Linked DNA regions of Mus musculus: region 2 is linked to region 1. A link is a loop called in an ENCODE intact Hi-C map of the cell type or tissue named here. Cell type or tissue: heart. All regions are shown on one strand. Each heading gives the region's core, and the rest is flanking DNA. Links, peaks and the distances in the headings are about the cores only.

The links. Peaks named below come from ENCODE experiments on the same cell type or tissue, not always from the same donor. Only the 100,000 strongest peaks of a DNase experiment are listed, where the experiment ranks them.
Region 2: a loop joins it to region 1, with 1.9 times the contacts of the local background. A loop is called at or near these places in 4 of 42 quality-filtered maps.

What each region holds. Positions count from the first base shown.
Region 1 is chr7:65,415,934-65,418,747 of GRCm38, reverse strand. It overlaps a transcript of Tjp1 not described here. Among named protein-coding and RNA genes, the nearest start is that of Tjp1, 46 kb to the right of the region's middle. In heart, for the core only: no CTCF peak of the experiment used is centred there; a DNase peak (open chromatin) is centred at 1,207; H3K4me3 peaks cover 351 bases; H3K27ac peaks cover 2,360 bases.
Region 2 is chr7:65,467,890-65,470,703 of GRCm38, reverse strand. It overlaps a transcript of Tjp1 not described here. Among named protein-coding and RNA genes, the nearest start is that of Tjp1, 98 kb to the right of the region's middle. In heart, for the core only: a CTCF peak has its summit at 1,407 (motif pointing right); a DNase peak (open chromatin) is centred at 883; H3K27ac peaks cover 1,608 bases.

The DNA of each region.
Region 1 (2,814 bases), core at 28-2,527:
CTTCAGGGCTCCTCCCACAGCGGACAGACCACTGCCAACCACCTGGCTTGCCTGCCTATGGCTGGGAGCTCTACACTCGTCCAGCTCCATCTCCTTCAGAACACCCCACGATCGGTAGAAGCACCCTTACAGGCTTTCTCTCGGAGAATTGAGCCATAACTGGACCTGAGACCTCGTTGGCAGTTTATCAACATTTCTGGGGCACCTTCCCAGGGTTGTACAGTAAGCAACCGGCTAGAATGCTTTCTCACAGTTTGACCAGCCAACCCTTCTGTGATGGGTCTTGTTATTGGAAAGTTTGCCGCTCACTTCTATTCTGTCTCTGGGTGGTCCTCTGAGTGGATGTTTCTCAGTCAGGGTTGTGACTGGACTCGCACACACACACAGTTGGTGTTCTAAGGTAGTTTCTTCATGTATGTGCTAAGGCGTCAGGCCTGTCTCCCACGTGACCAGTACACAGTGGCGCACAGGAAGAGTTCTCCAGGCAGGTGTACCAAGAATGCTCAGGACAAAGCTGCCATCTTGACACCACGGGGGCAAATCTCAGAAGTCTGGCAGCGGCTTTTCTGGTGCTTCCAAGGGAGGGTGAGCGGAGGAGGGTTTGTTCACTGGAGCACAGGGAAAGATGGCCACTGAGGGGAGGAGAGTCATGTATGGAAATGTGCTATCCCAGCTAGAAAACACCATTTTCTCACAGTCTAGCATGCCATCTCCCTGTATTAGAATGTTCTAGTTCTCCCGTCGCTCTCCTGATGTTTGAGTTCTCTGTCTTTGCTCTTATTTCCCATTTTGAATACCTTTTTTAGAGCTGTTTGGGAAATCTCCCAAAAGTTGGGTAAGTGGGGCTGGAGTGCTGACAGAGGCTTCTTGTTACTGGCTCTAAATGGATGCTCTGTGTCCTCTTTAGAAGGGTTATCTTTCCTTTCCTTTATCCAGTAAAAATATGTTTGGGGATCCAGGGCTTGTCTGGGTAATGATCCTAAAAAAATGATCCCTCTTGCTGCAGAGCCAGCCCCAAGGAGGTGGCCAGAGAAGCTGTGGCCTGGCCACAGTTCCCCTCCGACCTTGGACTGGTTGTCACGCACACTTGGACAGCGTTTCCGCTCTTTGTCTGAGCATGCATTCATCATCTTGTTGGTTGTATGAGTCTCTCTCATCCTCCTCTTTGCATCCCGTCTTCATTTAACCCCAATCTTCACTCTTGGGGCTGGTTGAGGGGTGATGGGCTCAGCTCCCAGGCAGCCTCTGGAGACACAGGGCACTTGGCGCAGGCAGAAGCACCTCCCCTAGCTGATAGCCCTGTGGGGGACTCTCTCCTGACAGGAATTGATAAGGGCACATTATGTAAAATCTGGAGGGCAGAGCTTTCCCTTTTAGGTCAGTACTCGGCCTGGAGCTAAAAAGGCTAATCAACAGAAGCATTTTCTGTGTTCATTCCAGAGACTTTCCCAGGGGCACAATAAATCTCACAGGCCTGTTTACAGGAGCATTGTTATTTAACAAGCCAGGCTTCCGAGTTTAAGAGTTTTTGGTTTCATCCAATCTAACCCAACCCGCCACATTCATGATTCATTACCAGTTACTCAGACTGCGTTCTGTAAGGTAATGTAATTTTGCATACTTAAAAATAATCTTCACATACAAGATTAACCTTATGCGCGTTGGAAGACGATTTAAAAGCTGTATGTCTTTCTTCTCTTTTTAAGCCTACTGGGAAAGTGTCAGTCCTGGCTCTAATCTCACCAGCTAAGGAGACCAACTGAGCTAGTTCATCTCCTTTACTCATTCATTCATTCATTCATTCATTCAGGAGATGCAGCTTATCATGTTTATACATCATTCATTCATCTGTTCTTTCATTCAAAACAATGGTTCAAGCCTGGCTCTAGAAGATGAAAACATGCGTGGAGCTCATGCAGCCTTCAAGATGCTGCAGGTCAGCATCAGAAGGACCTGGTGCTGTCTGGGGAGTGGTCATTTGATCTGGGTTTGGTCCTAAAGAACAGAGATGGTTTCAGTGGAGGGGGAAGGATTAGGGGATGTGGGCGGAGCCTGATCCAAGTGTGACTGACAGCCCTGACCCTCCAGTGTAACCTCAGCTTGTAGGAGCGTGGGGCAAATTCTCCATGGCTCTGATCACAGAAATACATGGTCTCTAAATTTTAATAAGCACTGATAAATCCACCAGAAATATTATAGCTCATGGACAGTCCCTGCAACAGTGTCTTGTGAGCATGTTCCAGGCTCTCTCTAGAAGGTTCCCACAGACAACATCTCAGGAGGGAAGGCAGCTCTTGGAATCTGCGTTGCAAATATTTCTTTTGTTTGTGGCTAGAGTAGGGTATTGTTTCCTGCATGCTTCAGGTATTCCCTGCCTACTCTTCTGGCTTCATTTTACAGCTTCATTTTATGCAGGAAAACCAAGATCCATTTGAAACTAAGTTTGGTTTAAAGGAGATAGAAATCCAACTTCCCTCATCTTTCTCAGAGTTACCCAATTGCATTAAATACATTTATTAAGTAATCTCTTAGTATTTTTCGGAAGGCTCAGCTTTATAATAATGTATATTTACTGAATATCTCTGTAATATATCCCCTTGCATATTTTCAAGTCTTTGCTGTGATCCATTGATAAATCTTGTTGATTTCTTCTCCGGTTTCATATCGTTCTAAGACCTGTGTGTTCTAACAGGAAAGAAGTTGTAAACTGTTCGCAAAATCTTTCTCATGTCCCTAGAACCAGCATTTAAATGAACCTTGAAGAAGTTTACTTTTGGCTTGATTTGCTGAAAAGCTCCACTGTCTTAAGTAGTG
Region 2 (2,814 bases), core at 81-2,580, 52 kb before region 1:
TGGGACAGTGGACCTCCAGCCCAGGAAACAGACTGGGGTGAGTGATGGAGGGAGCCTCTCCATCTCCAGTGGAGCTGTGATGGTGCATCTCATATGTCACAGCCTACTGGAGCACTGACCAGCTCCAGCTCCTGGAGGTGTTCCTGGTAGGCAGGAGCTGCTCAAGTTGTTTTCTGCCGGTCTGTTCCCAGGCTTGGCCTCTTGTGCTTGTAGGAAATGTGCTTCAGGCTGGAGAGGGAGTGGTTGGTTGGTGCCTCTTGGCATCTCTGCTGGAGAGAGCAGAGAACAAAGAAGTCGTTTTGGCACCCCACATCTTCCCGAAGTTCAGGAATCTAGGGGGGCGGGCACACAGGGATGAAAATAGTTTAGTGCAAGGAAACAATTAGTAACTTCAAGGCAGCTGGGTTCAAAAGGTAGCAGAGCGTCCCAGGTGTATGGAGAGTCGGGAAGCTGGATGGAGGTTTATCGAATGAATCAATCAAAGGGACGTTGAAATTATCCCAGGAGAAGTCCTTCCCTGCTGCCTCCGGTGTTTTACCAAAACCATAAAGAAGTTGGAAGGGTTTTGCAATCAATGCGCCTGTAAGGAAAACCCAGATTCTACTCTTAGTCATTTTGAATGTCCGCCTGTACATCCACCATCCGTTTTTACTCTTCCTGGTTCATTCCAAGTGAACTGAAGACAGTGGCATGCTTCTCTCTTCCGGGGAATTTTAGGAATTTGAGGTGAGAGCAGTCATAAAACTAATAGACAGGGCAGTGCTTTAAGTCGGGTCAGGAAGTTGCCTGGCTTTTCCTGCAAGCTATGACTCAGTGTTTGAACAAGCGTCAGGAGCCACCCTCCTGTCCTTGCTCAGCAGGAGCAGCAGGCCCCGCTGCTGACTCCCCAGGCTGGCATGCACCACCCCTCTGGTCTTGCACCATCGCAGGTCTCTGCCCAGCAAAGACAAACATTCCTCTGCACCTGGGACACAGCTGGGACCTAAAGGCAGCCAAGAAAAGGAAGTTCCTGTTTGCAAGGAAAGGCTGAGGCAGTCACTGCTTAATTCCATCAAAACATCGAAGTGGGCTTTAGTTTATTCAAGCCATTAGCTTCTGCTGCCTCCCCTCCCTAGTTGTTTCGATAATCATTCTGGTGTCTGTCTGTTACTGTGAGTATAGAGAACAAGACAGCTGACGTGAACTCCAAGACAGTTATATGTAATTAAATGCTAAAGGAAAAAGATCATTTGCTCCATTTCTACCTGCGTGGAAAAGTAAAAAAGAAAAAAGAATGAACCTAGTGTCCGTCCCTGAAGTAGACCCAAGTCAGAGTGTGCACTGAAACCTTTGTAATTATTATTTTATTATTATTTTATTGTTTATTTTTTTATATGAGTACACAGTAGCTGTCTTAAGGCACACCAGAAGAGGGCATCAGATCCCATTACAGATGGTCGTGAGCCACCATGTGGTTGCTGGAAATTGAACTCAGGACCTCTGGAAGAACAGTCAGTGTCCTTAACTGCTGAGCCATCTCTCCAGCCCACGCTGAAACCTTTGTGATCCGTGGCCCTGTCACATTCTTTACCTGGCGCTGCCTCAGTTTCTCCATCCATACGTGAAGTTGATGGGGCTCTCTCTGCCTGTCTGGCTTATGAAAATTCACATGAACAGTACTATTATAGGACATTTTCTGCAGTCTCATCTCCCTTGCAGAGTCTCCGTACCACAGAGAGAAGAAAGAGGCCTGATAGGCCCTGCCATGTAGTAATTGGGTGCTTGGTCCTGCTGGGGCAGAGGGAAGCTCTGGGAAGAACTCACCTACCAAAGGGTGCAGAAAAGATGGGGATTCTTCAGGAAATGCTAATACCCAGGCTAACTGGGAAGGAGATCTGGTCCCAACAACTACTATCCTTCCCCCTTCTGGAGCCTGACCCAGCTCCGTCACCCAGCCTGACACTCTCACTGCTCTGGGTCCCTACCTCTGATCTAGTACACCAGCAGGCTCTACCCTCCCAATCTGACCCTGCTCATTTCCCTAATGAAACATTTGCTCCTTAGCTGACCCCTTGAAAATGAGAACTCCATGATTGTAAGAACTGGGTGCTTTTGTTGCTGTTTTGTTTTGTTTTGTTTTGTTTGAGACAGTGGTCTCCTGAAGCCCAGGTTGAGCTCAGACTCACTGTGTAACCTTACCTGATCCTCCTGCCTTCCTCTTCCGAGAGAGCGATCGAGTGCTGGGATTGTAGGCATGTGCTACCACACCCAGCTCAGAACTTTGTTTTATCACCTCTGTGTCACCAGAGCCCAGAAAAGAACAGTGCCTGGCACACGGCAGACACGCAATACAAACCATGGAGTAGATGAATGAATCATGGGCCCAGTACAAGGTCAGAATGCAAGGCCCTCTGCTCCTGAGACATCTCAGCCGATCCCCTGAGTCGGCTTGGGAGAGAGGACCTAGTTTGCCTCCATTATGGCTGGGGGGTTGGTGATTCGATTCAGTGTAGGATTCTAGCCTGTGTATTATTTCCCTTTGAAGTCAAAAAACATTGTCTATGTGTGTTGCTTCTCTTTTTCCTGGTAGGGTAAGAGCTCACGGCTCCGTTTCCCCCGGGATCTGCTCTCATCTCTATCTTCCTGCACAAGCATTGAGATGATCTCATATTTAAGGACACGTCTTCTATTGTTTCTTTAATTAAATGCCTTCTTTCTCTTTCTGGGGAAATCCTGTTAACTGAGAACATCCACATCAATTCTTGACTGTTTAAGACTGTGTCTCTGCAGCCCAGACTGGCCTCAGACTCAGTGATATAACTTAGTATAACTTAG